2 separate regions of the Homo sapiens genome follow, and region 2 is linked to region 1. A link is a loop called in an ENCODE intact Hi-C map of the cell type or tissue named here. Cell type or tissue: endothelial cell of umbilical vein. All regions are shown on one strand. Links, peaks and the distances in the headings refer to the core of each region. The heading gives the core; the rest is flanking DNA.

The links. A loop is a pair of places that touch in the nucleus more often than their neighbours do. Peaks named below come from ENCODE experiments on the same cell type or tissue, not always from the same donor. Only the 100,000 strongest peaks of a DNase experiment are listed, where the experiment ranks them.
Region 2: it touches region 1 in a loop (3-fold over the local background); 73 of 110 quality-filtered maps call a loop at or near these places.

Annotation. Positions count from the first base shown.
Region 1 is chr18:23,622,684-23,631,938 of GRCh38, forward strand. ANKRD29 (ankyrin repeat domain 29) reads right to left here. Exons shown (of 10, transcript NM_173505.4): 6 at 7,170-7,268. Among named protein-coding and RNA genes, the nearest start is that of ANKRD29, 36 kb to the right of the region's middle. In endothelial cell of umbilical vein, for the core only: no CTCF peak of the experiment used is centred there; DNase peaks (open chromatin) are centred at 4,028 and 4,748; H3K27ac peaks cover 1,606 bases; H3K27me3 peaks cover 226 bases.
Region 2 is chr18:23,715,491-23,723,490 of GRCh38, forward strand. The region is part of intron 2 of LAMA3 (laminin subunit alpha 3); the gene reads left to right. Among named protein-coding and RNA genes, the nearest start is that of LAMA3, 30 kb to the left of the region's middle. RefSeq lists enhancers at 4,478-4,978, 4,979-5,479. In endothelial cell of umbilical vein, for the core only: no CTCF peak of the experiment used is centred there; a DNase peak (open chromatin) is centred at 4,451; H3K27ac peaks cover 2,923 bases.

The DNA of each region.
Region 1 (9,255 bases), core at 768-8,767:
AGCCTCCCGAGAGGCTGAGACTACAGGCATGCACCACCACACCCGGCTAATTTTTGTATTTTAAGTAGAGACGGGGTTTCACCATGTTGGCCAGGCTGGTCTCAAACTCCTGACCTCAAGTGATCCACCCGCCTTGGTCTCCCACAGTGCTGGGATTACAAGCATGAGCCACTGTGCCTGGCCAAAAAATTATTATTATCAATTTAGAACATCAATGATAACACTCATCAAATATATCATCTTAATTGGAATAGTCATGGGAGGTGGAAAAAGCAATCAGTTCTTCCTGGCTGTAAGACCTTAGGCAAATCATCTCAGCCTGAGTGAGTGTCCTCTTAGGAAAAATTATTAGCTTCGCAGAGATAAGTGAGAAAACATATACAAAGGTGGTGAGCATGAGCACTGGCTCACAGATGCTTAGGAAATGTTAATTGCATCTGAGTAGTATTTATCATGAGAAACAATACGCCCCTTAATTTGTACTTTTGTTCACAAAATACTTCCATATGCTTTTTAATTTGATTCTTCCATCGACCCTGTGAGATAACTGACTGTGAGCAGGTAGGAATGAGTGGGAAAATGAGATTTGGGGGCCGCCTGTGTATTTCATTACTAGTCATTACATCTCCAAATCTGATTTTGGAGCCCAGGGAGTTGCATGTGAGTTAGAGCATTATTGTCAAATCAGATTACCTATCAGTTGATTATTTAGTTTATGAATTAGGAGAGGTTTTCCTCTTTTGTACACCTTAATTTCTGTTTTCTCTTATTTTTTCCTTCTGGTATAATGGTTAGAGCCTTCATTTTCATCATGAAAATGATGGGGTGCAGTGGCTCACACCTGTAATCCCAGCACTTTGGGGGGCCAAGGCGGGAGGATGGCTTGAGCCCAGGAGTTCAAGATCAGCCTCAGCAACACAGTGAGGCCCCCATCTCTATAAAAAAAAGAACAATGATTTCATATGTTTTTTTTTTTTGAGACGGAGTCTTGCTCTGTCGCCCAGGCTGGAGTGCAGTGGCACAATCTTGGCTCACTGCAAGCTCCGCCTCCCGGGTTCACGCCATTCTCCTGCCTCAGCCTCCCGAGTAGCTGGGACTACAGGTGCCCACCACCACGCCCGGCTAATTTTTTTTTATTTTTAGTAGAGATGGGGTTTCACCGTGTTAGGCAGGTTGGTCTCGATCTCCTGATCTTGTAATCTGCCCGCCTCGGCCTCCCAAAGTGCTGGGATTACAGGTGTTAGCCACCGCGTCTGGCGATTTTATATATTTTTTTAAATTAAACATATAAAAATAATTTTGAAAATGATGAAAAGTAAGTCAATTTAGCTCCTTTTTGTAGAGTTTTGGAATGTACCAAAATGTGAAAAAACATTTAAAAATATTCAAATAGGCTTTTGAATACTTCCATATACTTTGATATTTTTAATACTTTGATATTAAATCAAAGAAATCATTGTGAAGTTATAACCTCTACAGCACTTTTTTTAAAAAGGTAATGGCCAGGCATGGTGGTTCACACCTGTAATCCCAGCACTTTGGGAGGCCGAGGTGGGGCAAATCACTTGAGGCCTGGAGTTTGAGACTAGCCTGGCCAATATGGCAAAACTCTGTCTCAACTAAAAATACAAAAGTTAGCCGGGTGTGGTGGTGCATGCCTGTAGTCCCAGCAACTCAGGATTCTGAGGCAGGAGAATCACTTGAGCCCGGGAGGCAGATGTTGCAGTGAGCCAAGATCATGCCTCTGCACTCCAGCCTGGGCGACAGAGTGAGACTCCATCTCAAAAAAAAAAAAAAAAAAAAAAAAAAAAAAAAAAGGTAATAGAACATTTAGCCTGAAGAAGAATGAGATTCATGGGGTTATGATAGCTGTCTTTTACTATGTGTGTGTATATCAAGTAGAAAAGGATTTAGACCAATTTTTCAGACCAAGTGATAGAAAGAAGACAGATGGGTGAAAGCTGCATGGAGACTTGGGGTCAATGTATAAAAGTTTAATGAGTGTTGGCTAAGACCAAAGAAACTGATCAGAGAGGAGTGAGTTCTCCATGCCTAGAGGTGTTCAACAGTAGCTGATTATCATAGAAAGGATTCGAGTACCGATGGATGGCTAAATAGAGTGAGTTTTATAGTTTCCTCCAACTCTGTTATTCCCTCATTTCATTCGAGATCACTTTTACAGCCAGATCACAGCATGAGATGGAGTATATGACACAACCTGTATTAGAGACTAACCTTGTATGGTCTTATGTAGGCTCCTGAGAGTATTTGGAAAAAAGAACTAAAACCATCCTCTTCTGTGGGAATGAGTATCTGAAGCGGCACTAGCTCTTTGCTTCTACGATTTCCAGCCGTCACACTTGGGTTACTTCTACCTACAGGGTTAGGCCAGTCAGAAAGTCTTGGGGACCAATTCTATTTGAAGTTGGGAGTCCAAGAGCTGTGAGGAATCCTGCCCGTGGCAGAGGGAGTTCAATATTGAGATAATTTTCTTACCCACCCTACCCTGCCCTGGAGCCTATTTCTTATGATTGTCCCTTGCACCGTGTGCCTGGCCCAGCAAATGGGTCTGTAAGAGATTTTACCAGATGCTGCATTGCCCATGGTCTGACTCTATCCTCCCCAGTCAAGGGTGATGGGACTGAGGATAGGCAGGCCAGCCAGTCACTGTGGCCTGGTGCACAAAGATGAGCTGTGACAATGACATGGCTATTCCCAGAGGTTGGCAGTCTGATCCATAAACCTGGGGACCACATACAAGATAAGTAAGCAGACAAAACTGGTAAAAAAAGAAAGGAGTGGGGAGAAACAGAGATATGAAGAGACTTTGAGATGACAGAGAACACACGACTCACTAGAGAAAGTGCAGCCTTGATTTCTGATGGGTTTTCTGTTCCAATGAGGCCTGGTTGGAATAGGAATGATAATAACAGCAATACCTAACATTGCACTGGGTGTGTATCAGCTACTGCATTAAGAGTTTTGCAGGGATTATTTTATTTAATTATCACAGTAGTCCTAAAATACTGAGACTCAGGGACAGTAGGCAACCTGCTAAGGTCACACAGTTAATAAGCAAAATGGGGCCTCTGTTTCATTTTAAGATATCTATATCCCCATAATTTCCAAGCTGCTCTCCACCCAAAAAATCTGGGTCTGCTCCCTAGCTGCCTCTTACAGTCTTCCTGGGGCTTATGCTTATGAGTCTGGGCCCTATATCTGGAGCCTTCTTCTAACTCTCAGGCACTGATCACTAAATGCTGCAGGCTTCCAGACCTGCTCTGCACCAGCCATGGGGATCTTCTGGCAGTCGATACACTTTTTCTGAGTGTGTACCATGTGCAAACGAAACAAGACAGAGTCCCTGCCCTTGCCAAGCAGCAAGGACTTCCTATGGCTGTCTGTTCCCATTTCCAAACCCCCAGGATTCTACGCTAATCTTTTGGCTCCTTCTCCCACTGCCATTGATGGATTCACCCCTCTAAGCTTCCGACCTGGGAGAACGTTTAATTTCTGGGTCCAGCTACTCTGTGTACAAGTCAAGGCTTCTGTTAGGAGATGGCACTTTATTAGATGACTTTTCCTCCAGCCTTCAAAGAAATACTGTTTAGCACATGAAAAAGACTAGATAGAGATGAGTTAACTGACTAACCTCAGCTCTGGGTTAACAGGATCAGACCTTTGCATTCTATTAAAGTATTGTTTTAATAAGGTGGGTGAGTGGAGTTGGGAAAATATATGTCGAGGCATTTGGTTAATAGAAAAATAGAAATAGCCACTCAGCTAGTGATTAAAAAGGTCTGACTCATAGCAACTCAACTTGGTGAGGACACGTGGAAAGAAATGAAAATGAATTGTTAGAGTGAAATCTATATTTCAATGATCTCTGTGACTCTTGACCTTTTGGCTTAGGACAATATGGAAGGAAAATATTTTTTGAAGTTTCAAATCAAGAACATAGTCTTCCTACTGTCTGGCTATGACTAGATTTGGGATTATGATTCCTCATCCCAAAGTACTAAAAAGGTCTTCATTTAGTTCTCAGTGATAGAGTTACAAAGAAAAGTCATCCCACTACCGTTCAGATTCCCTGAAGCTCATATCAAATGTCAGCTGAGTAATTTCAATGTAACTTTGTCAACATCCTGTTACAGGATACCGTAATAAAATGGTAGGGCTTCATAGAATGTCAGTGCAACAATTACAAATCAGATTTAGCCAAAAGTATTAGGAAATTAAACCAGGCAGGTATTCCTGTCCTCATTTTGTAAATTCAAGGATTTTCCAATAATGACTCAATGTGTCAGCTGAGATTTCAGAATAAAACATTGGTTTCCAAATGCTCTACCTATAGAATATAGGTAGGCCATGTGCAGGCCATGTGCAGGCATGGCACTGTTTTCTTGGAACATAATAAATATGCAGAGTTTACACTTTCAGAGAAGACGGAACTTGAGCTAGTCTGACCTGGATAGATAACAACCTCTAATTATAAGCTCACAGTAGGTAATAAAAATTATTATGATTTGAGGGCACAATGGGGTGAGTGTACTCTGTAAAAAGGAAAAATTCCATTGCCTTTTTTCCCCAAAGCAATTCTTATTTTATAAGACACCCTTTTCCTGAATAACAATTCTTTTAGGGCTGAACTCAAAATAATTCAAAACAATTTCATTAGATGCAGTCTTTAGAAGTTGTAGCACTTGCTCCTTGACCAGAGGGTGGATCCCTGCACTCAAAGACTAGGTCATCCACTTTGACCAGGTTATCCTAACTCTTGAGGAAGAAAAAACAGCTATGGCGTGTTGTGGCTACTGCTGCAATGTTGGTTTACTCTTTAACTTCTTGGCTTCAACATCACGGCATGACTCATTTTAGGTTTAAGTGGGCATGGCTCATGCAACATTTGAAATATAATCTCTTATATCGACTTGGTTTTTTACAAGCAGTACTTTAGGCATATAAAGAATAAAATTCAAAGTGCCAGAAATTATTTTGGAAGGATGTACTAATAGAGAGACTTGATAATCTTGATAACCTCACATTCTAAATTCACAGTGGTATCTTCAATAATGGCCCCCAAATCAAACTTAGGCAATCTAAAAATAACCAATTCCTTTTACTAATTTTAGTAAAATGAATCATCTGATTCAGAATCAATCAACAATAACAAAATAAGAAGGACCAATACGAAAATATTAAACTCCAGTCCTCGAAAGTCAACTCTAGCAGGACGAAAGTAAAAGTTTTTTTGAAACTGCTTCCTTTCCCAGGAGTATTCCTGGGGCCACCTAAGAATAACTTTACAATTCTAAAAATATAACCTTACATTGATACATTACATTGATTACAATGTCTGGCACATGGTAAGTACTCAAGAAATATTGATTGAATGTTGAATAAAACAATTATTTAAAATGTGGGCATTTGAAGAGATCATCAGGCTCATGCTGCTCAGCCTCCTAATTTTCAATGATGAAAGTCAGGCCCAGAGAGGTTGATTCACTTGTTCAAAACCACACAGCTCAAATTATTGGCAGAGATGGATTGAGAACTTGGGATTCCTGACCTCAAAACCACTTTGCTTTCCTGACTTCAAACCACTCTGCCCAAAGGCTCTTTATTTTTCTCAGGCTCCTTATGTGCTTGGGCTTCTAAAGACCAGAGAAACCTGTGTCCAAGAGCTCAGACCAACCTTAAAGTTCTCATAGCTATTCATTATGTGAACACAGAGAGGCATTCCTGTATCAGGTCATAGTACAGTGGAGATGTGCCTGGGTATGAAATCAGCTTGACTTTTTCCTAGGAAACTACCTTTATAGTAATGTTTCCTTAATTCGAAATGTTTTGTTAAAAATAAATTAATCTGGTGCCAGGCATGGTGGCTCACACTTGTAACCCCAGCACTTTGGGAGCCCAAGGTGTGTGGATCACTTGAGGCCAGGAGTTCGAGACCAGCCTGGGCAACATGGCTCTCTACCAAAATGTATCTCTACTAAAAATACAAAAATTAGCTGGGCATGGTGGCATGCACCTGTAATCCTAGCTATTTGGGAGGCTGAGGCACAAGAACCCAGGAGGCGAAGGTTACAATGGGTCGAGATCATGCCACCACACTCCAGCCTGGATGACAGAGCAAGACGCTGTCTCAAAAAAAAAAAAAAAAAAAGTTAATCTGGACAAAAATAGTACCTACACAAGAGAAGCTAATTATAATACTGTACATTTGGAAGGTTCTTCACTGTTTATAAAGTGCTGCCTGTATAATCTTGCATTTCTGTTCTTTTTTCTTCTTTTTAAAAATCATTACTCTTTTTTTGAGACAGAGTCTTGTTCTATTGCCAAGACTGGAGTGCAGAGGCGCGATCTCGGCTCATTGCAACTTCTGCTTCCCAGGTTCAAGTGATTCTCCTGCCTCAGCCTCCCAAGTAGCTGGGATTACAGGCATGCGCCACCGCGCCTGGCTAATTTTTGTATTTTTAGTAGAGACGGGGTTTCATCATGTTGGCCAGGCTGGCCTCAAACTCCTGGCCTCAAGTGATCCTCCTGCCTCGGCCTCCCAGGGTGCTGGGATTATAGGCATGAGCCACCACTCCCAGACTACATTTCTGTTCTTTTACTTTCAGTTAATTGAATTGCTAGCTGTTAGCTTGCTGTTGGTAAATGAAGTCTCAACAGCATAACAATTGTGAGAGATGAAGGTGCAGAACCTCCTAATGATTCCAACGGCATGGGCTCCTCTTTGGCTTGGTGGAAGAAGTGGTGGGCAGGTAGTAAGGCAGCATTATCAGCAGGGGCCAGGCTACTTGGCCCACATCTGTTTACCTATGTCCCAGGCCAGCCTGCACTCATTAGATCAGTGCAGCCATAATTTGTTTGCACAGGAGGTGGCAGAGTGTGTACTTGTGTACTTGACCTCAGACATCAAATACTTAAGTTTTGAAAGTACTGAACTGTGATGTCAGCTTGGTTTCATAGGCTTTCAGGCCAGCTCAGAGCATAGAACAGGAGATACCCTAATCAAAGATTAACTTTTCATCACAGAAGCAGAAGGGTTTAAAGGATGCCTTGAGCTTACTGGTTATCTCAGGTATGTGCTGCCAGCGGACACCCAGCCCTCCCTGCCCCATGCGCCATGTGCTCGGGCAAATGTCAACAGTGGACATTACCTGCCTTGGCTGGTTGACTTTTGCTCCTGAAGCCAGCAGTAATCGAATAACATCCAAGTAACCACCTTGGGCAGCTAGGAAGAGGGCAGTGGCTCCATCCTGAGAGAGAACAAATTAAAAGCATTAAAAACATTATCTTTCACACTTATTTTAAAAGAAATTAGGGCGGGTGCAGTGGCTCATGCCTGTAATCACAGCACTTTGGGAGGCCTAGGTAGGTGAATCCAGGAGATAGAGACCAGCCTGGCCAATATGGTGAAATCCCGTCTCTGCTAAAAACACAAAAATTAGGCTGGGCACGGCGGCTCACGCCTGTAATCCTAGCACTTTGGGAGGCCGAGGCAGGTGGATCACCTGACATCCGGAGTTCGAGACCAGCCTGGCCAACAGGGCGATACCCCATCTCTACTAAAAATACAAAATAATTAGCCAGGCGTGGTGGCGGGCACCTATAATCCCAGCTACTCCGGAGGCTGAGGCAGGAGAATCGCTTGCACCTGGAGGCAGAGGTTGCAGTGAGCTGAGATCGCGCCACTTCATTCCAGCCTGGGCAAAAGAGCAAAACTCCTCCTCAAAAAACAAAAAATCAAAAAACAAAAAACAAATAAAAATACAAAAATTAGCCAGGTGTGGTGCTGCATACCTGTAATCCCAGGTACTCGGGAGGCTGAGGCAGAAGAATCTCTTGAACCCAGGAGGTGGAGGTTACAGTGAGCCAAGATTGCATCACTGCATTCCAGCCTGGGCAACAGAGTGAGACTCTGTCTCAAAATAAATAAAATAAAATAAATTAGATTTAAAATATACACATTTAATATAATTTTCCATCTCCATCTCTTTGTAGGTTTCCACCTTTTTGTCAATGAAGAGCCAAATGTTAGATATACAAATCCCCCAAACCTCATTTTTAAAAAATTTATTTTTAATATATTTTTAAATTTCTAAAAATTCTTTTTTTTTTTAATTAGCTGGGCGAGGTGGCATGTGCTTATAGTCCCAGCTACTTGGGGGCACTGAGGCAGGAGGATCACTTGAGCCTGGGAAGTTGAGGTTACAGTGAGCCATGTTTGGGCCATTGCACTCCAGGCTTAGGGAACAAAGTGAGACCCTGTCTCAAAAAAAAAAAAAAAGAAAAAAAAGAAAAAAAAATTGAGAGTAAAAGGTGTCCTTTTAATTAGATCTTTCCTACCCTTTTCTCTTTCTTGTCCCCTTATCCTTGTTCCCCCAACATGAGGGTTCTGCAAGAATTAAGATACAATATGCAGCTGGGTACGATGGCATACACCTGTGGTCCCAACTACTCAAGAGGCTGAGGCAGGGGGATTGCTTGAGCCCAGGAGTTCAAGACCAGCCCTGGAAACATAGCAAGACCTTGTCTCTCTCTCTCTTCTTTTTTTTTTTTTTTGAGACAGGGTCTCCCTCTGTCACTCAGACCTTGAGTGTAGTGGTACGACCACAGCTCAATGCAGCGTCAACTTCCTCAGCTCAAGCGATCCTCCCACCTCAGCCTCCTGAGTTGTTGGGACTACAGGCGTGCATCACCACATCCAGTTAATTTTTTAAAAAAATTTATAGTAGAGACAGGGTCTTGCTATGTTGCCCAGGCTGGTCTCGAACTCTTGGGCTCAAGCGATCCTCCTGCCTCTGCCTCCCAAAGCACTAGGATTACAGGCATGAGCCACCATATCCAGATGACCCTGTCTCTAAAACAAAACAAGACAAAACAAGACAAAACACAAAAGAACCCTGAAAGATGTTTTCAATACAACTGCCCTAGAAACCATCTCCACAAAGTGGCTCTCTGCCAGCCCAGCAGACACCAACAACACCTATAAACACAAAAAAGCACTCCTGCATAAAGCCCAGAGCAAGTGCCCCTTTTCCAGTGCTCTTTAGTTTTCGTCTTAACTGAGTATCTATGCCTTCTGGGCATTTCTGTTTTCTTGGACACATGTCACTCGGTGCTTTCGGCAGACGTGTGGATCAGCTGAGAGCATGATCCCCGGATGCTCCCTTCAGCCTGACAACATTCGCAGCGCAGGGTGAGCTTCATTGTTTTCAGACCACGGTGGAAAACCAGAGCACA
Region 2 (8,000 bases), core at 1-8,000, 92 kb after region 1:
GAATGTGAGAGGAATTGAAGTACCTAATACAGAAATCAATTTTAAGAGTTCTGCTCAATGGGGCAAAAAGAAATGGAGGAGAATCATTGAAAAGCCAGGTAAAGAGATTTCTTTGTTTATGATAGAGATAGCAACATGCTTGTGTGCTTGTGTGCAGATGGTAACGTAAACAGCAGGAAGAAGACTGTAGCTATTATTAGAACATTTTCATAACTGAGTTTGTTATGTTGATACTAATACTAAAACTAATGCTAATACTAATATTAATGTTTATACTATTCTTTTTGCTGGGAACAGTTAAGCATAGAGTACAGTTCATATAAAAAATACTACTTGAAAGAAAGAAAAAGGTAAATGCATCCCATAGCATAGAAATGGAATGATACTGAGATTTCTTAGAATGAATGTGTTCTTTTCATTTCGATTGGGCAGTTTTGTGACAGAAGGGCTTTCAACCTCTTTAGTCCATGTGTTGTGCTAAATTAGACCTCTCCTGAGAATATTTTCACCATTAATTTGTGTCTGCAGGAATTCACAGAGAGCCTTCATGGTTCAAAAGACTCTAATAAGCCTCCTTTCAACTATAAGTTAGTCTTATCCCTCTGATACCTAACCACTAGCATTCATTCAGTAGCTTCTGACAATACTAACCAAGAATTACCTACCATATCGATTTTTTTTTTTTTAGACAGGGTCTCACTCTATTGCTCAGGCTGAAGTGCAGTGGTGCAATCTCGGCTTACTGCAACCTCTGCCTCCCACGCTCAAGTGATTCTGGTGCGTCAGCCTCCCAAGTAGCTGGGACTACAGGCATGTGCCACCATGCCTGGCTAACTTTTTGTATTTTAAGTAGAGACAGGGTTTCACCATGTTGCCCAGGCTGGTCTTGAATTACTGAGCTCAGGCAATCCGCCCACCTAGGCCTCCCAAAGTACTAAGATTACAGGCGTAAGCCACCGTGACTGGCCTATATCGCTTATTTAACTGAGGGTTTTTATAGGTAACAGGGAATTTTAATCCTTCAAAATGACCCATACTGAACTTACCCATGTCTGCTGGCTTGTTCTTTTTTCTTTAGAACTTTTTTTTTAAACCTACTTTAAAAGCCTCCTTTTGATGTACTGAAAAATTCCCTAATTAAGACAATTAAGAAAACATCAACATAGGAACAGTTCAGTACTTTGCTGGTTGCTGACAAACGTGAGTCATGGCATGCATATGCATAAGGCCTGTGTCCACCCACCCGCTCTGCTCTGCGAGGCTGCTGAGAATGTGGGTTCTGGAGTCAGCCTGGCCAGTTTGTCCTGATTGCTCTGCTCACTTGCTGTGTGGCCTTAACAAATATATTTTTCTGCTCCCTGCCTCAGTTTCCTCATTTATAAAATGAGATAATTGTGCATCCCTCATAAGATTATTATGAGTTCTAAATGAGTTAATTGCTTCATTTAAAACTTCTTTAGAGCAGTCGTATTTTTTATTTAATAAAATAAAGTGAACTTTAATAAACTCTCATTAAAAAGAACAGACTGATCACATTTGTGCCTCTAGAAAACACTACCTATAATACTGTAGAAAATATTCTAAGAAAGTCTAGGAGCAGGAAAAGCATGATCAGTTATGTCAGACTGAAGACATTTCTTTCCTCTTCTGTGTTGGAGCATGACATGTTTTAACAAGCATGTTGTGTCTTGTAAGATTCCTATTTTTTGCCCCATTGGTAAGATCTGTGTTTTCTTCCTTTTGCTGGAATTAACCATGAGAATGTCACTGAGAGGTTAGATTTCATAATTAATAGTAACATTAAGACCTTAGAGGGAGAGAAGTGGGAATTTTGAGGCATGGTTGAGAAATAAAATGCAGATCATAAATTTGTTACTACAAAATCACTTCACCTGCTAAGAACTGAAATTTGATTTTGATGTGCTGTTGTCAATTTGACAGCTTATGCTGTTGTGAGGGTCTTGTTTTCTTTTAGACTAGTTGGTGTTTTTCATTGTTATTTTTTTGGCCAATAAGTTTGACAAATAAAAACATTACCTTCTGGACTTGATCTTTTTTTTTTTTTTTTTTTTTTTTTTTTGAGACAGAGTCTCACTCTGTCACCCAAGCTGGAGTGCAGTGGCGTGATATCAGCTCACTGCAACCTCCGTCTCCCAGGTTCAAGTGATTGCCTTACCTCAGCCTCCCAAATAGCTGGGATTACAGGTGCCCACCACCATGCCTGGCTAAATTTTTTTTTTTTTTTTTTTTTTTTTTTTTTAGTAGAGACAGGGTTTCACCATGTTGGCCAGGCTGGTCTCGAACTCCTGACCTTGTGATCCACCCATCTCGGCCTCCCAAAGTGCTGGGATTACAGGCATGAGTCACCGTGCCTGGTCCACAGACTTGATCTTAAAGGACAGTTTCCCCTTAAAACGTGGTAAATGTAGGACAGTTCTGTGATTCACTAGAGGCATCATACTTTCCGGGGTTGTTCAAGTTCATTTAATTATACATTATGCAGTAGTTTCAGGCTATAGAATGAGAACACGATGTCTTTCAGGAAGCTTTTGTATCATCTGGCCAGATATAATGAGTTCATTTTTACATTTAAAGCATGTAGATGTCCAGTTTTTAAAAGGAGAATCTTTGGAATCTAGGAAGCTTTGTTCTGCCTGGATTCCTGGTAGGGCATGGGCTTTGGAGATCTCTCCCGTGAGATCGGAAGGTGTAGTGGTGGGATCTACATATACACTCTGGACTTCCTCCAGAATCCAAACTCCAGAGTTCTATTCTATGGGCTCCCTATGTTCACCTTCCAGCTCCCTCCCCAGGGTGAGGTATAGAGAAAAACATGAGGAGGTGGGTGCGGAGGGAGTTCCTATGGTCCATGACTTCAGCCCCCGCAGAGCAAGCCTGACTCATTGTGTTCCAGGGAACAACAACAAAATTATCTGAAGAATTTTGAGGCTTGTATGCAATGTGTAATGTTTCCAAGAGTATTATTTTGTTATTTAAACCTGTTAGTAGTAAAAATAAACAAAGACAATCCCTCACCCCCAACATCAAGCCCTGAAAAGGACTGAGTGTTGGCTTCAGAGGATGGAGGTGTGAGGAGAGAAGGTGACGTTGCCCCTGCTCTGCAGGGCTGCGGGGGAGTGAGGCCTGGAGACAGCAGATGTGGCTGCAGGAGCAGAGCTGCTGAGATGGTCCTTTGGGCCTCGTAGAGGCAAAGGCTGTGATGTCCACAGCTCCCTGGTCCCCCTCTGAGTGGCAGCTGGGATGGATAGTTCCCACACCTGTTCCCTTGTCCCATCTCAAGGGCCTGCATCTGACTTTGCTTCCTGCCTGAAGGCTCTTTCTAGATTTACAGAGGCTTCTAAAAGCTGTGTCTAGAGCAGCCTGCAAGCCCAGCACTTAATGCCCCAAGGGGCAATCCTCATCCCAAGAGGGATGATAGTTGGTGGGAAAATACCGCATTTCCCTGCCTCTCAATGGGCCAGTTCTAAAGTGCCTTCTACATAATTCCTCAGAGTGTCCCTGGTAGGATGGAGCCGTGGTTGGGTTGCTCTGGTGGCAGCCTACTCATTAACACATTGATTTTTGGCTTTTCTCCCTCCCTTATGTTCCTCTCTTCCCAGTTTGTGCTTCTTGAGGTCAACTCTTAAATAAACTACCTCTACTCAAGTCTTTGCCTCAGGGCTTTAGAGAGGGCCCAAACTAAGACAGAAGAAAGAGAGTCCAGATGGACATAGTGGTTCATACCTGCAGCCCCAACCACTCAGGAGGCAGAGGCACGAGGATCACTTGAGCACAGGAGTTAAATCCAGCCTGGGCAACTCAGTGAGACCCCATCTCTAAATAAATAAATAAACAAATAAGGAAAGGAAGCCTAGATTGAGACCCTGAAACCCCCTGCAGGTGTTAACACAGGCAAATACTATGAAAATGTTATTTAAAATGCAAAAAATAGAAAATTCAGAAATTGTTTCTAAAGCTCCAAGGTTAAATGTAATAGGGGAAACTGCATTATAAATTTTAAGGAAAAATATTAATAGGTCACAGGAGAAATGCCCCATTACTCTACCTTTCTAATTTTTCATGAATTCATCACAGACAGTGAACTCCCCAGGAGCCAGATGCAAATACAGGATCCAATCATCTGAGAGTGAATTCAGTATGTAGTTGCATTCTAGAATCTTTTTTTTTTTTTTTTTCCTGATTCCCTTCAACTTTTATGAGACTTTGGTGGGTGAATCCAAAACATTCTTTGTAGCTGACTCAGATGTGGAGGGAAGCCTGGGCTAGTTTCTGATACTTTTGGGGCTTGAGGACTTTGGAGATTAACTTGGCTCTACAGATGGTTGGCTGATGAGGTCACTAAGGAGGGTGACTCAGCTGGTTCCCCGGGTGGACACAGCCCAATCCAGAAGGTGGATGGCTCTTGGTTTTGACCCAGTCTTTCTGGATTCCTGAGGAATTGTGTAGACTATAAGCTTCAGGAGGCCAGGGACTATGTCTTGTTTTGTTCACTGTGTTCTGTTCACTACATGATGTTTTGCTTCCAACATCTTGCACAGTGTTTAGCATACAATAGTTGTTTAATAAATATTTGCTGAGTTAATGTAGAATGAACCAAGGATGACTCAGCATCAGCCTGAACTTTCCCAGGGTATAGTAGTAATGGAAACATATTGCTGTGAGACCAAATCTCTGGGTGAGGGTGGAAGAGTTTTAGCTCTGTAATTAATTACGGTTCGTTCCATTTATGACACTTGAGTCTCTCTGCAACATTTTAAGAGTATTTTATAGCTATAACAAAATTAGAAAATACAGAAGATTATATTTAGAACAATTTTGCTATTAATAAATGGTGTTTTTTTGTTTTTGTTTTTGTTTTTTTTGAGATGGAGTCTCACTCTGTCACCAGGCTGGAGTGCAGTGGCGCAATCTCGGCTGACTGCAACCTCTGCCTCCCAGGTTCAAGTGATTCTCCTGCCTCAGCCTCCCGAGTAGCTGGGACTACAGGCACGGACCACCACACCCAGCTAATTTTTTTGTATTTTTAGTGTGATGGGGTTTCACCATGTTGATCAGGATGATCTTGATTTCTTGACCTCGTGATCCACCCACCTCAGCCTCCCAAAGTGCTGGGTTTACAGGCATGAGCCAATAAATGTGTTATTAATGAACATCATCATGAGGCACAGCCCTTGAAGTCAAACAATTCATTAGTGGGTAGAAAAACAGGTGCCAATAAAATCCTCTGGGCTACTAGGGATAGAATATTATCCTTTATGGTCCTTTAGTAACTTCAAAGTGTTAATTTGGGGTGCTTTGAAGTAATTTATACATTAGGAAGAATCTGGAAATCAGGTGTTTTCTTTTAATACATGAAAAACTCATTCTGGGTGCAGTGTCTCATGTCTATAATCTCAGCACTTTGGGAGGCCAAGGTGGGAGGATTGCTTGAGGCCAGGAGTTCAAGATCAGCCTGGGCAACACTGTGAAAGCCCCTCTCTATAAAAAAATAAAATAATTAGCCAGGCATGGTGGCACACACTTGTAGTCCTAGCAACTCAGGAGGCTAAGGTGGGAGGACTGCTTGAGCCCAGGAGTTGGAGGCTGTAGTGAGCTATGATAGCACCAGTGAACTCCAGCCTGGGTGACAGAGTAAGACCCTGCCTCTATTAAAAAAAAAAGTCTCTCTCTCTTTCTCTGTATATATGTATATATACACACATTCAATTGGTTCTGTTTCTCTGGAGAACGCTGATTAATACTGTGGCTAAATACAATGAAGGTATATTTCTCATCATGTCCAAACACAGCTGATCCTGGTTAAGCAGTTCCCCTCCAAACAGTGGTTCAAAGACGTAAACTCCTTCCATAATTGGGTCTGCCATTTTCAACACATGGGTTCCCAATGTTGCCCCGTGGGTCATCTTTATTCTAACCAGCCCGAATGAGGAAAGAGCATGGAAGATTCTGTGTGGGAGGTTTGTGTGGGCAAGACTAGAAGTGGCACATCAGCTCAGTAGCTTCATATTGGCCATGGTGGGAGCATTTACACTATGGAAATCAGCAAATGTTACAAATCAGGGCTGCTCCTTTCCAAGAGCCAGTTTACCCAATATCTCTCTCGGTCTCTTCCATATCCCTCCACTTCCCTCTCCCTCCCCACTTACCATTTAGTAAACTCATTATGTCTTGTGCCGTATTATCTCTGGAGTCTGGCTCCTCCTCCCCCTTGATACTGCACTATTGTAGTGGAACCCATGGCAGCTCTCCCCATGATTAGTCCACCAGTCTTCTAACTGATTTCCCAGCATCTACTCTCAGCTTACCCTGTTTTAGAATCAGCCTGAAAGGAACAGAATCCATAGTGGTGAGCTGAGAAAGATTAGAAACAATCAGGTTGGCAGTCTTCCAAGGGTCTACCTATCAATCAATCTTCTCATTACTACCAGCGCAAAACAAAGATCTCAGTGTGTTGTTCTCCCTGATTAGTATCCTTTAGTGGTTTTCTATTACTTTTGGAATAAGGTCCAAGTTTCTTAACATGTCACATACGCTCCTTCAGTCTAGCCCTTAGACTTTTTGCCAGCCTCATCTTAAAAGGCACTTTCTCCTGCAAGACCTATGCTATGTCAGTAGAGACCTAACTGTAATTCCCTGGATATTCCATGATGTTCCCTGGTTCTGGGCCTTATTTTGGTGCTATTCACAGTTCTTGGAATTCCTTCCCACCTTGCCTGGTCTGGCTATCTTCTTTCTGAGATAACTCAAATATTGCCTGCTGGAAACCCTTCCTGGCTGCCTGCTTCCCTCTGAGCTGTTTCTGTTTACTCAGAGGCACTTGCTAAGCTGTGCCGTAAAGGCTGATCCACCGTGTGCTCCTTAAGCTCAGCAGCTGTGTGAACATATTCTTTTTGTATCCATGGGGCTTAAAAGTCCCAGAATATACTGTGTCCTCCACTAAGATGGAATTAAATGGAAATGTGAATTCCAATACTGTTGTTTTCTTATTATTCCACTGAATTATATGTCTTGCTATCATCATGGACAGCTCTGCTCTATTTTAAGCTAACATTTACATTTGTTGGTTTTCATAAAACTAGCACCACAAATATAACAGACATAACAGAAAATGAATTAAATATGTTTCCTTCCAAAACACTCAGTAGGCTGTAGGCAGTCAACATAAATCCAAGAAATAGGAAGAAAGATAAAAACTGTACTAGGGAACAGCAACACTAGGAAACAAAACACTTTCTTCTGGAATGTTCTCTCAGTCTATACAGATAGAAGTTAAGATGATAAAATGATAAACGGAGGTCACTGTGACCTCCTTGGTGAGTCTTACGATGCAACTTTGGGTCAACACACAATTATGACCAGCATTTGGCCACTTCCCAGGATTAAGGCCATTGTAAAGTCGTCAGAGGGATCTTTCTCATCATGAAGGGTGAAAACCAGAGTTTGGCATCACATGGGAAAGGGCAGTCTGTGGGCTGGGGAGAGGAACCAGAGCTTTACATTTACATATCATCTATGATATGGAATTTTATTATTATTACCTAGAGAAGTTGTCATTGATCCTCTCACTCTCCCTGTTAATGAGCTTAGGCTGCCTTATGTCTTCTGGGGAGTGAAGTATCTATAAACACATTCACACGAAAGTTCTGGGAACTCAGTACTGATGTTACTTCCCAGAATATTTGCATTAAAAAAATTTCTATCTTTGACATGAAACTACTACTCTGAATTTATCCAAAGGAATTCATGAGATAAATGCTCTAATGTCTGATGCAAGATACTCACCAAAGCATTATAAAAATAGCATCCAGTGGGAAACAATCTCATGTCCAATAAAAGGGGACTGACTCAGTTAGTGGATTAATAGGCACCACATGATGCCATAGAATGGTCTTTATCGACACAACATGTGTCTGTGCTATATGGTGAAGAAACAGACCAAAACTATATGTAAACTAGCTAGACTGTATGGAATGATCACA